2 separate regions of the Homo sapiens genome follow, and region 1 is linked to region 2. A link is an interaction called in ENCODE POLR2A ChIA-PET data of the cell type or tissue named here. Cell type or tissue: PC-9. All regions are shown on one strand.

Region 1 (8,000 bases), 190 kb before region 2:
ACCCAGTAACATCTGAAGCTCCTTCATCACTCATCATTCAAAGAGAGACAGGACATAAGCTCCATATTCTGTACAGGGGCACTTGGGAACTAAGGTGCAAAATCATCTGCAAGTAATACTTTTTTGGTAACTTTCAGCATACAGATGCTGCTGTATACGTCTTATGAGAGTTATACCTAGGTAGTTCACACTTTTTTTTGGAGTGACTACAAATGGTAGCAGTACCTTTCTGGACAGTGCAAATGAACAGAAGCCATAAACTAAAGGAAGTGTTGGTATGGATTGGATCATGGGTTTCTAAAAAAGCTTCGAGCCTGACTATATTCCTGGCAGTGAAATGTTGGATACAGTTAAAGAGTTGTAAATTTAAAAAAATATAAATAATGAATATTGGGTGTTTCTTTATAGAAAATCACAATGGCACAATAAAAACATTACTATTATTCTGTTAAAATACTTCTTCCCAATGTCAAGAATTTTTTATTTTAGTTGGTTTACTAAAAATAACCTAATCTGGTTATGTTTTGCAAAGAAGTCACTATCTGTCAACTGGCAAAAGGGAAAGCTACAACTGAATGCATGGGCAGAACAAAAGGGACAGTGCAACGGGATTTTGCCCTAGAGTAGTCTGGACCAGGGCTTACTTGTTTTGACTACAGAGTAACCTAATTTAGTACTTTAAACATGGCACATGACAGTGGAATGGACTTATCTGTCATGAAATCTGGCTTACAAGATACATCTGCAAACGATTGGACAGTGCTTCTTATTGGGGGCTGGAACTTCTGAAATCATAAATTTGCATCCCTATGGGGACAGAGTGGCTAAAGACTCTTAAACTTCAGTCTCGTTTAAGATCAAGAGGGAGGCAAAAGGAGATCTTGAGAAACTTAAGAAAGGTATTAATAAAGAGCATAGAGAATCTTCAAAAGCATATTCTGTCTAGCTTTTGCTACCTGCTCTTAATGGATACTTTCAACAAGAGACATAAATATGTTAATGAAAATACTCTCCTGGAATGACTGATATTCAAGAAGAGGACTCATTCACTTAGTCAATCTTTTTTAAAATCTTTTTTTTTTTTTTAGGTCTTGCTCTGTCATCCAGGCTGGAGTGCAGTTGTATAATCATAACACACTCCAACCTTGACCTCCTGGGCTCAAGGGATTCTCTCTGCCTCCTGTGTAGTTGGGACCACAGACACGCAGCACCACAGCTGGTCAATTTTTTGCTTTTTTTTGGGGGGCGGGTGGGTAGAGACAGGGTCTCACTTTGTTGCCCAAGCTGGTTTCAAACTCCTGTGCTCGAGCAATCCTCCTGCCTTGGTCTCCCAAAGTGCTAGGATTACAGGCATGAGCCACTGCATCTGGCTTAAACTTTTTTTCTTTGAGACGGAGTCTCATTCTATTGCCCAGGCTGGAGTGCAGTGGCGTGATCTCAGCTCACTGCAACCTCCGCCTCCTGGTTCAAGTAATTCTCCTGCCTCAGCCTCCCAAGTAGCTGGGATTACAGTCATGTGCCATCACGCCCAGCTAATTTTTGTATTTTTAGTAGAGATAGGTTTTGCCATGTTGGCCAGGCTCGTCTTGAACTCCTGACCTCAAGTGATCTGACTGCCTCAGCCTCCCAAAGTGCTGGGATTAGGTGTGAGCCACAATGCCCAGCCAAACTCTTTAAGTAACTGAACTTTCCACATTTTGTAACATGAGGGCCTATATGGCAGTTGACAAGATTTTGATTAATTGAAAGTTATGGCACAAATATCCAGAATTACATTTTCTAGAGAGTATATATAGCACAAACTACTATGCAGGCCAAAAAAAAAATGTAAGCAGACTTTATTAGAAATACTCAGGAAAGGTCTGCAGTCTGATTTAGGAAAAGGTCTGTACCATAAATACTTATAAAGAAATCTGGTTTTACTACTTCCAAGTACAAGCTACACTATACAGGGAAATAACAACTATAAACTAAAACCAAACAGGTACTAAATAAGTAAAATGAGCTCAAGTTAATGAAACCATTACTATTTACAATACATTTACATTATGTAATAATCTAACATGTCTATAAAACATTTTAGGTAATATAAGAATTAATCACTAGACTTACAGATTGGAAAATAATTATATATAAATAGTAAGTAAACCAAAATTACATAGAATTCCTTGAGCTCCTCGTTTGAAAACAATTATTCATTTTTGACTGCATAAATATTTATTTATGAACAGAACCTAATCGACAACGGAAGAGATTATTTTGAATTTTATTCTTAAGAATCATGACTTCTGGTCAGGCATGGTGGCTCACATCTGTAATCCTAGCACTTTGGGAGGTGGAGGTGGGCAGATCACGAGGTCAGGAGTTCAGCCAGCCTGGGCAACATGGTAAAATCCCGGCTCCACTAAAAATACAAAAAAAAATTTGTCAGGCATGGTGGCACATGCCTGAAATCCCAGCTACTCTGGAGGCTGAGGCAGGAGAATTGCTTAAACCCAGGAAGTGGAGGTTGCAGCGAGCCAAGATCGCACCACTACACTCCAGCCTGGGCGACAGAGTGAGACTCCCTCTCGGAGGAAAAAAAAAAAAAAATCATGACTTATTTATCTAAATTGCTGAAAATTCTACATAAATGCAGCTTTATAATGATTTTTTCTGGAGATATATATATATATATACACACACACACATCATTGAGATACTTTATCCTTAGTTTTCATATGAAGCTCAATTTCCTGAAATACAAAGTAGAATTATTTTCTACCTTTTTATACTTATCAGTACAGATAAGTATATAAGAATATCATATATGCAAAAGATGCGTCATAAACTCAGTTTTCATTATTTTCTATTATCTAAAGAACTACAAGAACTCCTTTCAAAATGATGACTCTGAAAAATCTTCAATAATATTTATGTTTTATTACATTTTCAGTATGCTCTGATTTTCAAATGACTTAAGCTGGTTTACAGATCTATTATAAAAAGTCATGGCCGGGCACAGTGGCTCATGCCTGTAATCCCAGCACTTTGGGAGGCTGAGGCGGGTGGATCACTTGAGGTCAGGAGTTTGAGACCAGACTCGCCAACATGGTAAAACCCTGTCTCTATTAAAAATACAAGAATTAGTTGGGCATGGTGGCATGTGCCTGTAATCCTAGCTACCTGGGAGGCTGAGGCACGAGAATCACTTGAATCTGGGAGGCGGAGGTTGCAGTGAGCAGAGATCATGTCACTGCACTTCAGCCTGGGCAACAGTGAGACTCAGTCTCAAAAAAAAAAAAAAAAAAAAGTCACAAAACTAACAGTTTTTACCGGCATGACCTACTCCATAGCTATTCTAGGAAATTTATTATATGAACACATGAAGTACATTCACTAAATCTGAATATACACTTACAGGTAAGGACGTTATTCAACCAATGAAGCCTACAACACTCACATGACTCTCACTGGGACCTAGTTTTCTTAGGCATGAAATGGGCCTGGAGTAGCTGTGGGAACAATTAGTAAAAACTAGCTTTCTGCACTAATTGTAGAAAAATGACCTGGTTAGTTTTGATCAAGTACTTCTACCTAAGAGCTTAAGATTATTCGTAGCATTTATTTCTCAATTCTTCACAAACTTTTTGTAAAGTGAGAAGGAAAAGGGTTGGGAATAATTATTATTCCTACTTTCTGGATTTCTAAAAAACCACTAAATCATAAGCTTCCCCAAGCAGACAGGAAACAAACACTAACAATTCAGTTGATAACAGATTTGTTTTGTGTCATTTATTAGATAAGACTTGCAGAGTGCCTTCATTCAAAACAATAAAATTTAGCTTACCTAGAATACAAAATAATCAATTTTAGGCATCCTCTAGACACTTCATACAAATAATTTACTCTTCACTTAAATATGAGACAAGCTTCACTACCTAATCACTTAAGAGGCCAATCTAATTAGAATAAAAACATCTTCATGCATCAATAATGAAAGTCAATTATATTAGAGATGGTTAAGTTTCTACAATTGCCACAATATCTAATTGAACAATAATACAAATCCAGTTACTCAATGCCAAACAATTAAATGTTTCTGCAGGTTTACCTCCACTAAATTAACTATATATTTTAGCACTAGATACACACAACCTCACGATATCCTTAGAAAATTTTGTTCAAAGAATTTTTAAAATGCCACATTGTTACTGTTTTGTTGATGTCCTAAACTGTTGAGAAGATACAAGTGAAGGTGATCCAGCAGGTTGAAAGGCAGGTAGGCAGGTGTTTTTCTTTCTTTCTTTTCTCTCTCTCTTCCTTTTCCTTCCTTTCTTCATTTTCCTTCTGTCTGTCTGTCTCTCTCTCTCTCTCTCTCTCTCTCTCTCTCTCTCTCTCTCTCTCAAGAGCTAAGGTCTCACTCTGCCTCCCAGGCTGGAGTGCAGTGGTGTGATCATGGTTCACTGTAGCCTCAAACTCCTGGGCTAAAAGGATCCTCCTGCCTCAGCCTCCTGAGCAGCTAGGACTACAGGTGCAAGCCAACATGCCTGGCTAATTTTTAAATTTTTTTTGTAGAGACAGGGTCTTGCTGTGTTCTCCAGACTGGTCTTGAGCCCTTGGCTTCAAGTGATCCTCCTGCCTCAGCCTCCTAAACACCAGGCATGAGTCACCACACTTGGCCTGGTGTTTTTCAACCTCAAGGTAAAATTCAGTCACTACCCCTGCCACTGCCTCTGACCCAGCATCAATAGGCATGGAAGAAACAGAAAAGTGATGGTAAAAACTTCTCCAGAAAGTGAAAAGTATGACTACGTAAAAACCAGAACCCTTCACATTCTTATGCCATTGCTTATAATAAGGTAATATCCATAGTATTAAAATGTTTTTGTTTGTTTCTTTTAAAAAACTATTTAGAAATAATTTTAAATTAACAGAAAAGTTCCCAGAAAAATACAGACAATTTCTATGCAACATTTATCCAGATTTACCATTTTTTAACATTTTGCCACATTTAGTTGATCATTCCTCCCATATATATAACATTATTTATTCTTTCAAAGTTTTATTTAGCATTTGTGGTATATATTATGCCTTTTACCCCTTAATACTTCAGTGTGTATTTCCTAAGAGTGATGATATTCTGTTAGCCAGGTTATAGTTGATAAACACAGAAAACAACATTTTAATCTAATCTATAGTCCACAGTTCAATTTTCTTAATTGTCCTAATGTATTTTATAGCAATATTTTTCATCTGGTATAGAATTCAGTCCAGAATCACATATTACTTTTTTTTCTTTGAGATGGAGTTTCGCTGCGTCGCCCAGGCTGGAGTGCAGTGGTGCGATCCTGGCTCACTGCAACCTTCACCTCCCAGGTTCAAGCGATATCCTTCCTCAGCCTCCTGAGTAGCTGGGACTACAGGTGTGTACCACCATGCCCGGCTAATTTTTGTATTTTTAGTAGAGACGGAGTTTCATCATGTTGGCCAGACTGGTCTTGAACTCCTGACCTCAAGTGATCCATCCACCTTGGCCTCCCAAAGTGCTGGGATTACAGGCGTGAGGCACCATGCCTGGCCACATATTACTTTTAGTTGTGCTTGTTTTTAATTTAACTTTTTGAGTAGGTAATGTATTCGTATGATTCAAAAATATAAAACATATGAAAAGCTATGCTATAAAATCTCCCTCTCCTCATCTCTGCCCTTCAGCTGGTTTCTGCTCCTTCTACTTCCCAATCTGGTTATCACTGTTATTGCTTTCTTATATATCCTTCTAGAATTTTTCTATGCATATACAATAAACTACATTCTTAATTTTTTCCTCCCCTCACCCACACAAAAAAAGGTATCATACTATCTAGGCTACTCTGGATCATATTTTAAAATCTTGGATATCTTTCTATATTGGTAAACAGAGAATGTCCTCATTATTTTTTATTGCTGCATAATAGTCCACTACATGGATATAGTATAATTTATTTAACCAATCCTTTACTGATGGACTTTTAGGCTATTTTCAATCTTCTATTATCATAAACAACGTCACAAAGCATTAATGCTTTTAAACAGACCTTAAATTTAATTATTTTGCTTCATAGGTCAATAATATCATTCCAGCTTTATGGAGAGAACTGATAGAAGGAAACTAAATTGTTATACTAACAGCATGAAATATGCCTATATCAAGGAATAGGGAAAAAATGAGAATCCGGAAATGCTTTTCTTTTCACTAGGACACACATATCAGGATATGAGCAAAGACACCCTGCTTAGACTGCCCTAATAAACAGGGCAATAAAAAAGATGATGAACTCTGCTAATAATAGAGATTTATAGAACAATCCTAATTAACAAGGACTTTTGAGGCATAAAGAGCTCTGAGTTAATTTAATTTTCTAGTTAACTAAAGAAAAAGCAGAAAGTCTTTTTATTTGGAAATCTTTCTAAATGTGTTAATATAATAATATGCCATGACATCCCTGCTTTAATTAGTTTAGTTTATTGAACTGAATAAAATTTTTCTTTGATAATAGAGAATCCTACAGCACATCTTAATGTCATTATTCTGAACATCAATTCTTACTGTAGTTCCAAAGGTATAAGTGCTTCCACAAAAAGTAGGAAAAATTAAATGTTCATGGGAAGTACACTTGATTAGGAGCAAAAAAGCCATAGTTTTAGTCTAGTTCGGGCTTAGCTATTTTATTTAATAAATATTTATTAAGACTCTACCATGTGTCAGGTACTTTATTAGGGACTGGGAATACAGATGTGAATAGGATAAAAACTCTGCTTTTATGAGGCCAACATTCTAGTGGGGATAGACAATACACAAGTAACAAATATATAAACAAGCTAATTTGAGATACATATATATATATATATATATTATTTTTTTTTTTTGAGATAGCATCTTGCTCTGTTGCATAGGCTGGGGTACAGTGGTGTGGTCTTGGCTCACTTCAACCTCCACCTCCTGGGTTCAGGCTATTCTTGTGCCTCAGCTACTCTTAGCTGGGATTACAGGCGTGCACCACTATGCCCAGCTAACTTTTTGTACTTTTAGTAGAGATAGGGTTTCATCATGTCGGCCAGGCTTGCCTTGAAATCGTGAGCTCAAGTGATCCATGATCCACCCACCTTGGCCTCCCAAAGTGCTGGGATTACAGGCATGCGCTACCATGCCCGGCCTAATTTGAGATATTAATAGGTGCCATACAGAAAATAAAACAGGATGATATGATGAAGTGTGACAAGGGAGGGGAGTTAATTTACATAGGTATTACTTCCTCACTGAGGAGGTGATATTTGAGTTGAGATTTCAAGGGTAAGAAGGAACAAGCCATGTGAAGTTCCAGGGGTAGAACATTCAAGTGCAGAGGCCCCAGACTAGCAACAAGCTTGGCAAACTAAGACTGCTGAAGCTAAAGAAGGCCACTGTACCTGGAGTATACTGAATGTGGGGGTTTTGCAGGATTTCATTCTATGTAAAATGGGAAACTGTTGGAAAGTTTTAAATAAGGGAGTGATGCAATCTCATCTTTGATATGAAAATATTGCTGGGCACAGTGGCTCATGTCTATAATCCCAGCACTTTGGGAGGCTGAGGCGGGAGGACTGGTTGAGCCCAGGAGTTTGAGACCAGACTGGGAGACATGGCAAAACTTCATCTCTACCCAAAATGGAAAAATTAGCTGGATGTGGTGGTGCACATCTATATTCCCAGCTACTCAGTAGGCTGAGGTGGGAGGATCGCTTGAGCCCAGGTGGTTGAGGATGCAGTGAGCTATGATTGTGCCACTGCTCTCCAGCCTGCATGACAGAGCAACACCCTGTCTCAAAAGAAAATTATTTTGGCAGCCTGATAGAGAACGGACAATGGACTGGAATGGCAGGGGTTGAGGGTGGGGTCAATAACGCTACTTACCAAGAATCCTTGGGCAAGCCACAATGTAATTTAAACTCAGTGTTATTACCTAAAAAATGAAGATAATATCTGTTCTACCTATTTTCTG
Region 2 (8,000 bases):
AAAGATATGTGAGGCTGGGCACGATGGGTCATGCCTGTAATCCTAGCACTTTTGGAGGCCGAGGTGAGCTCTGCTTAGTCCCGGGTGTTGAGACCAGCCTGGGCAACTGGTGAAACCACGTCTTTACAAAAAATACAAAAACTAGATAGGTGTGGTGGTACGTGCCTGTGGTTCCAGCTACTTGGGAAGTTGAGGTGGGAGGATCACTTGAGACCAGGAGGCAGAGGTCGCAGTGGGCAGAGATCATGCCACTGCACTCCAGCCTGGGAGACAGAGTAAGACCCTGTCTCAAAAAAATATTTTTTAAAAAAAGATACATGTGGAAGAACTTTCTAGAAATAGCACAGAAAAATATAGTTGGAAAGAGCACAACACTGACACACAGTAGTGAAGACCAAGACATATCTGAGTAAAGGCACGGGAATTCAAAATGTGAAACGAATCCTTTTGTAAGCAATCAAACCCATCAAAGTACTTATAAGGATGGAGAATGGGGCAGAATCATGAATTCTGACCTTATTAATTCAATAAATGTGTATTAGCTATATGCTAAGTATTAAACACTAACAAGCTATTTGGAATTCAACAGAGAACAAATCAGACCAAATCCCTTTACTATTGATAGTTGCATTCTATAGATGGAGATGACAGCAAACAAATAATCCAAGGAATATATACACCAGGTGACAGAAAAATAAAGCTAGATAAGGAACTGAGAGTTACTAACAAAGAGGGAAGAAATATATGTGCGTGCTCAGGTTCTTCAAAGTATCATTTAAAGAATTGCTGGGTGTGGTCACTCATGTCTTTAATCCCAGCATTATGGGAGGCCAAGGTGGGAGGACTGCTTGGGGCCAGGACTTCAAGACAAGCCTGGGCAACAGACTGACACTCATCTCTATGAAAATTTTTTTTAAAAATTAGCTAGGTGTGGTGGCACATGCCTGGAGTCCCTGACACTCAGGAGGCTGAGGCAGGAGGATCATTTAATCCTAGGAGGTTGAGGCTGCAATGAGCTGTGATGGCTCCACTGCACTCTAGCCTGGGAGTGATAATGAAACACTGTCTCTAGAAATAAATAAATACAGTTCTAAGATAGGCTGGGTATAGTGGCTAATGCCTATAATCCCAGTGCTTTGGGAGGCTGAGGCAGTAGAATTGGTTGAAGCCAGGAGTTGGAGATCAGCATAGACAACAAAGTGAGACCCTATCTCATTAAAGCAAACAAACCAAAAAACCCTATAATAAAAGAGCAATGTCTATTACCTCCTCAAGGAAAGATAGCCTAGTTAATTTTGTATCTGGTCAAACTACCATGTAAGTATAAATGAAGAGACAAAATTTAGAACATAAAATAATTTGGGAAATATAGTTTCTATGTGACTTTCTGAAGAAACCACCAGAACAAACCTCAGCAAACCAAGAGATAAAATGACTATTATGAAAGGCTTAGCTATAAACATTGATTCTGTTTATTGCCTTTTAACTGTTATGAATAAGATCAAAAATTTGCAGGAGGGAGGAGAATATGTTTGGTTACAGAACAATATAAATGTTATAAATCTCGGGAACAAATATACAAAATAGAGTAATTGGGAGAGGGAAGGTGTGAGACTATGAGGGTAAGAAAGATTTCCTCATCTTTTATAGCCAGGGGTCAAGGAGATCCTGAAAAGCTGATAAATCATGTAATTGAGGTCTAAGTATTCTTAAAAACACTAAGGGAAAGAAAAATCTTCTAGGAAAAGAGAATGAAGAATTCCCCGAAAAAGAATACTTATTATCTTTTAAAAAATCTTGGCTAGGTGCAGTGGTGCACTACTGTAATCTCAGTACTTTGGGAGGCTAAGGCAGGTAGATCACGTGAGCCTAGGAGTTTGAGACCAGCCTGGGCAACATGGAAAAACCCTATCTCTAAAAACATATTGTAAAACAACAGCCAGTCCTGGTGGCATGCACCCGTAAACCCAGCTACTCGGGAGGCTGAGGTGGGAGGATCGCTTGTGCCTGGGAAGTTGCAGCTGCAGTAAGCTGAGATCATGCCACTGTACTCCAGCCTAGGCAACAAAGTGAGACCATGTCTCAAAAGACCTTTTTTTAAATAAAAAAATCTTAATCATGTTACATGAAGTTACAGATCTAAATGTGGTCACTTGAATAAAAATACAAGTCTCACAAATTATTGGAAGAAACATACACACAAACCAAAGTGGGAGGATATGGCAAAAGATAGAAACAAATTAAAAAATCCTCATAGTACAGAAAGCATACCATACAATAACAGAAATCAGCCCCAAAATATCTGGTTTAAACTATATATTTTACATACTAAACACAAACTTGATTCACACAATAAGAATGAATCTTAAATGAATTTTGCTAAGTAAAAAAAAGCCAGAACCACTAGTCTACATATTTTATAATTTCATGTATGTGACATTCTAGAAAATGCCAAACTACAGAGATGAAAAACAGATTAACTTTTCCCATGGTTGGCAGGTGGAAGGGACCAACTACCGTAAAGGAGCAATATTTTAGGTTTCTTTCAGCAAATACTAATTTAAAAATATCAATTAGGATGTTAAGGGAACCCAAGATGGAATGCAAACTGTGATAAATTAGTCTAAATGTATTAAATATGTATGAAATAAACTTACTGAAAGTGGTGGGAATGAAAAGACCCTAAATAACTGTAGCCAACAGTATTTCCTTTACATACTATAGTGCTAAAGACAAAAAGAACTATATATAAGCATTGTATTCTGGTAAATTGGTTTATCACAGAGGTATGATTCAGCAATTTTTTTTTTTTTTGAGATGGAGTTTTGCTCTTGTTACGCAGGCTGGAGTGCAGTGGCACGATCTTGACTCACTGCAACCTCTGCCTCCCAGGTTCAAGCAATTCTCTTGCCTCAGCCTCCCGAGTAGCTGGGATTACAGCATGTGTCACTACGCCCGGCTAATTTTGTATTTTTGTTAGAGACGCAGTTTCTCCATGTTGGTAAGGCTGCTCTCGAACTCCCGACTTCAGGTGATCTGCCCGCCTCAGCCTCCCAAAGTGCTGAGATTACAGGCATGAGCCACTGTACCCAGCCAGCAATTTTTAAACGACTTTATATGTATACTAGGTTTGCATAAATAAGTAAATACATGTCAAATAATCAGAGCCAGCTTTCTCACTATCAGAGAAGGAAGTTAAAATAAGTCAAAGGGAAATGCTAGCATGAACTCTGTGGTACTGAATTAGAGTAAGAGATACCATTATAAACTCACGATTTTATATATATTATAAACACACATAGGTAACAGGATTAAATACAATGTGTGTCTATGTATACATGAGTTAGCAGACATAAGCATATTTCCTAATTCTATCTGCTGAGAGAACCTAGAAGCAATTACTGCCAGTAGCTTACGAGAAAACAGTGCTCAGATGCTGGTTTTGAAACACCTTCCCACCTACCTTCCCTCCCTCCCTCCCTCTCCCTCCTTTTTCTCTCTTCTCTTCTTTCTTTTCTTTCTCTTTCTCCCTCTCTCTCTTTTCTTCTTTTATTTCTCTCTTTCTCTCTTCGCTCTCTCTTTCTCTCTCTTTCTCTGTTTAGAGACAGGGCCTTGCTCTGTCACCTAGGCTGGAGTGCAGTGTCATGATCATGGCTCACACAGGCTCAACCTCCTGGGCTCATGCAATTCTCCTGCCTAAACCTCCCAAGTAGCTAGGTCTCAGGCACATGTCACTATGCCTGGCTAATTTTTTTTTTTAAGAGATGGGGGTCTTACTACATTGTCCAGGCTGGTCTCAAACTCCTGGCCTCATGTGATCCTTCTGTCTCAGCATCCCAAAGTGTTAGGATTAGAGAATTGAGTCACCATGCCTGGTCCTTCTCTTTGATAAAGTGAACCAGTGATCCTTGGAGAAACAAGCTGGGGTACAGAAAGTCTAGATGATCTTGTAGTGCCAGAAAGTAAGAAAGTAATAAAAAGATGACAGGTCTGTCACAATGATACAGAAGCCAATGTGACAAAGCTCTCAATAGTTAAATCTCGAATTTGAGTAGTAAAAGTGACACAGTTTTAGATTATAACCCAAAGAACTAAATAAATATCCATGAGCCCTATTGATATAAATGACAATTAAGGGTTTTTTGTTTTGTTTTTTTTTGTTTGCTTTGTTTTTTGTTTTTTTGAGATGGAGTCTTGCTCTGTTGTCAAGCTGGAGTGCAGTGGCGTGAACTCGGCTCACTGAAACCTCTGCCTCCCGGGTTCAAGCGATTCTCCTGCTTCAGCCTCCCAAGTAGCTGGGATTACAGGTGCGTGCCACCACGCCCAGTTAATTTTGTATTTTTAGTAGAGACGGGGTTTCACCATGTTGGTCAGAATGGTCTCGATCTCCTGACCTCATGATCTGCCTACCTCAGCCTCCCAAAGTGCTGGGATTACAGGCGTGAGCCTCCGCACCAGGCAGAATTTATGAAAAATGGAAACAAACCAGGTGTAGTGGCTCAGGCCTGTAATTCCAGCACTTTGGAAGGGCGAGTTGTGAGGATTGCTTGAGCCTAGAAGGTTCAAGACCAGCCTGGGCAACACAGTGAAATTCCATCTACATACACATGCAAACACACACACACACCCCCACACACATGGGAGCCTAAGGTGGGAGATCAATTAAGCCCAGGATGCTGAGGTTTCAGCGAGCCATGATCTCGCCACTGCACTCCAGCCTGGATGACACAGAGAGAATGAGGGGAGGGGAGGGAGAAAGGAGAGAAAGGAAAGAAAGGAAAGAAAGGGAAGGGAAGGGAAGGAAAGGAGAGGAAAGGGGGAGAGAAAAAGAAAGAAAGAAAATAAAGGAAAAGAAAAGAAAGAAAGAAAAGAAAAGACTACTGAATTTGTAAAAAACGAATACAGAGTAGGTGTGGTGGGTCACACATGTGATCTCAGCACTTTGGGAGGCTGAGGAGGGAAGATCACTTGAGTTCAGGCATTTGAGACTAGGCTCGGTAACACAGTGAGGCCCTGCCTCTTAAAAAAAGAATTAGTTAATTGGGCGTGGTGGCACATGCCTATAGTCCTAGCTACTCAGGTAGATCACTTGAGCCCAGAAGGTTGAGGCAGCAGTGAGTCACGATCACACCACTGCACTCCAACCTGAGATATAGAGTGAGAACCCATCTCGAAAAAAAAATTAAAGAATATTAAAAATGGAAGCAAAGAGACAAATCTTCCTTAAAGAATTTGAATTATTAAATATAGAATAAATGAGGGAAATAGAAAATCACCATTAGAACACCATAGTTGTAATTGGTATAGGCAATATCCACTAATAAATGCTATAAATCAGTGGGTAAAACTTTAAAAAACTAGAATATTTGCATAATTTCATAATATCTCTCCACTAATATTTATTAATTACTGTGGTGGCTATATCCTTCCTCTATGAGGTTTCTAAACACTATTCATTTTGTATTTACCCCCCCACCCCCAAGTGTGGGGTGGATTTAGTGATTCATTTCTAATGAACTGTATATGGAAAGGAACAAATAGACAATGGAGAAACCCAATGGACACCACCTTAACTTGATGTTCAAGGTTCACACTAACAGTAACAGATTGATACTACGTACACCTTGATGTGATACATTGGGAAAGCAAAATCACCTCAGTGGTGGTATTCTCAAAACCCCATAATTTCAGTCTAATTACAAGGAAACAACAGATAAACTCAAATTGAAAGATATCCTACAAACTATCTGACCTCTACTCTTCATAAGTGTCAAGGCCACAAAAGAGAAGGCAAGACAGAGCAACATGACAATGAAATGTCAAGTAGTATCCTCCAACAGATCCTGGAACAGAAAAAGGACATTACTTAAGAAACTGGGAAAATAAACCTGTAGTTTAGTTAATGGTATTGTACCAATGTTAATTTAGCTTTGATGAAGATCCTACAGTTATTTAAGGTGTTAATATTAGGAGAAGCTAGGTGAAGAGTACATGGAACTTATTTTTACTATCTTAGAACATTTCTATAAATCTAAAATTATTTCAAAATAAAACTATTTAGGCCAGGCACAGTGGCTCTCTCTCTATATGTGTGTGTGTGTGTGTGTGTGTGTCTGTGTGTATATGTATGTGTGTGTATATATATATATTTATATTAGGCATGGTGGTGCACACCTGCAGTCCCAGCTACTCAGGAGGTTGAAGTGGGAGAATCACCTGAGCCCAGTAGTTCAAGGTTGCGGTGAGCCATGATCACATCACTGTCTTCCAGCCTGGGTGGCAGAGTGAGACCCTATCTCAAAAAAATGAAAACAAACAAACAAAATCTGCCCCCCAAAACAAACAAAAAACTATTGATGAAAAAATAGCCACAATGAGATATCAATAAATACCCATTAGTATTGGCTAAAATTATGACATCTAAAAATAGCCCCAAATGGTGTTGAGATAGCTGGCATGTGGAAAAAGACAAAATAGAGTATGGAAAAAACACTGTCATATCAGTTCTTTATATGAGACCACTTTCTGCGATGATGGAAATGTTCCTTTTCACTATCCAATATGGTAGCCACTACCCCTATTTGGCTATATGAGCACTTGATAAGTGGCTACAATGGCTGAAAATTTTAAACTTTAATTTTTAAAAATGTACAGGTAAAGAGCCACATGTAGCTAGTAGCTACCAGACGACAATGCATTTCTAGGTCTTATTAGGAAATTAGGTGATAGAGGAACAACACTACAAAAGGAAGCACTGAACCTTGTAGAACATTATATGAGACAAATGTAAGACCTGGCTTCTCTGACAAACCAAAGGAAAGCTAAAAAATGGAGTGGAGGGGAGGAAAATGACTTACAGAAAGAAGAATCTTATCAGACATCACAACTAGATGACATCTCTATTGATGCAGAAAAACTATTTGGCAAAATTCAACATCTTTTTATAATTAAATAAAAAAAAGGCACAGAGGAAATCACCTCAACCCAATAAAGACTGTATATGAAAAGCCGATGGGTAATATAATACTCGATGGTAAAAAACAGAAAGCTTTCCCTCAAAGACAATGAATAAAGCAAGGATGCCCCCCTTGCCACTTTTTTTTACCGACGGGATCTTGCTCTATCACCCAGACTGGAGTGCAGTGGTATGACCACAGCTCACTGTAACCTTGAACTCCTGAACTCGTGATTCTCCTGCCTTAGCCTTCCAAGTATGTAGGACTACAGGAGCATACCACCAGGCCCAACACAGTAGTGCTGGAAGTTGTATCCAGAGCAGTCAGCTAAAGAAAGAAAGAAAGGAAAGAGGAAATAGGAGGCATACAAGTTGGAAACAGAGAAGTAGAATTATTTCTTTAGATAACACAATCTTGTATGTATAAAAAGCCTAGAGACTGCACATACAAAAAAACCTATTAGGAGGAATAAATAAATTCAGCAAAGTTGCAGGACACAAAATAAACATAAAACAATTAATTGTGTTTGAAAATACTAACAATGAACAACCCAAAAAGAAAATTAAGAAAACAAATATATTAATAATAGCATTAAAAATGAATAAAATACTTATGAGTAACCAAGGAGGCACAAGATTTTTACATTGAAAACCACAAAACATTGATGAAAGAAATTAAAGAAGACACCAATAAATGAAAAGACGTCCTGTGTTCATGGATTGGAACTTAATACTGTTAAAATATCCATACTACTGAAAGGAATGTACAGATTCCTTTGCACATGCAATTCCTATACAAATCCCAATGACATTTTTTTGCAGATATAGAAAAAAATTCTAAAATTCATATAAAACTGCAAAGGCCCCCAAATACCATAACAATCTCAAGAAAGAAAAACAAAGATAGAGGCCTCAGAGTTCCTGATTTCAAAACATATTACACAAAGCAACAGCAATCAAAACAGTATAGTACTGATAGGCCAGGCATGGTGGCTCAAGCCTGTAATCCCAGAACTTTGGGAGGCTGAGGCAGGTGGATCACGAG

The links. Peaks named below come from ENCODE experiments on the same cell type or tissue, not always from the same donor. Only the 100,000 strongest peaks of a DNase experiment are listed, where the experiment ranks them.
Region 1: POLR2A ChIA-PET joins it to region 2 with 5 read pairs; 3 of 35 experiments call an interaction of 5 or more read pairs at or near these places.

Annotation. Positions count from the first base shown.
Region 1 is chr10:74,662,123-74,670,122 of GRCh38, reverse strand. All of the region lies in intron 9 of ADK (adenosine kinase), which reads right to left. Among named protein-coding and RNA genes, the nearest start is that of ADK-AS1, 140 kb to the right of the region's middle. In PC-9, no CTCF peak of the experiment used is centred here; no DNase peak of the experiment used is centred here.
Region 2 is chr10:74,471,307-74,479,306 of GRCh38, reverse strand. All of the region lies in intron 6 of ADK (adenosine kinase), which reads right to left. Among named protein-coding and RNA genes, the nearest start is that of ADK-AS1, 54 kb to the left of the region's middle. In PC-9, no CTCF peak of the experiment used is centred here; no DNase peak of the experiment used is centred here; H3K27ac peaks cover 1,434 bases.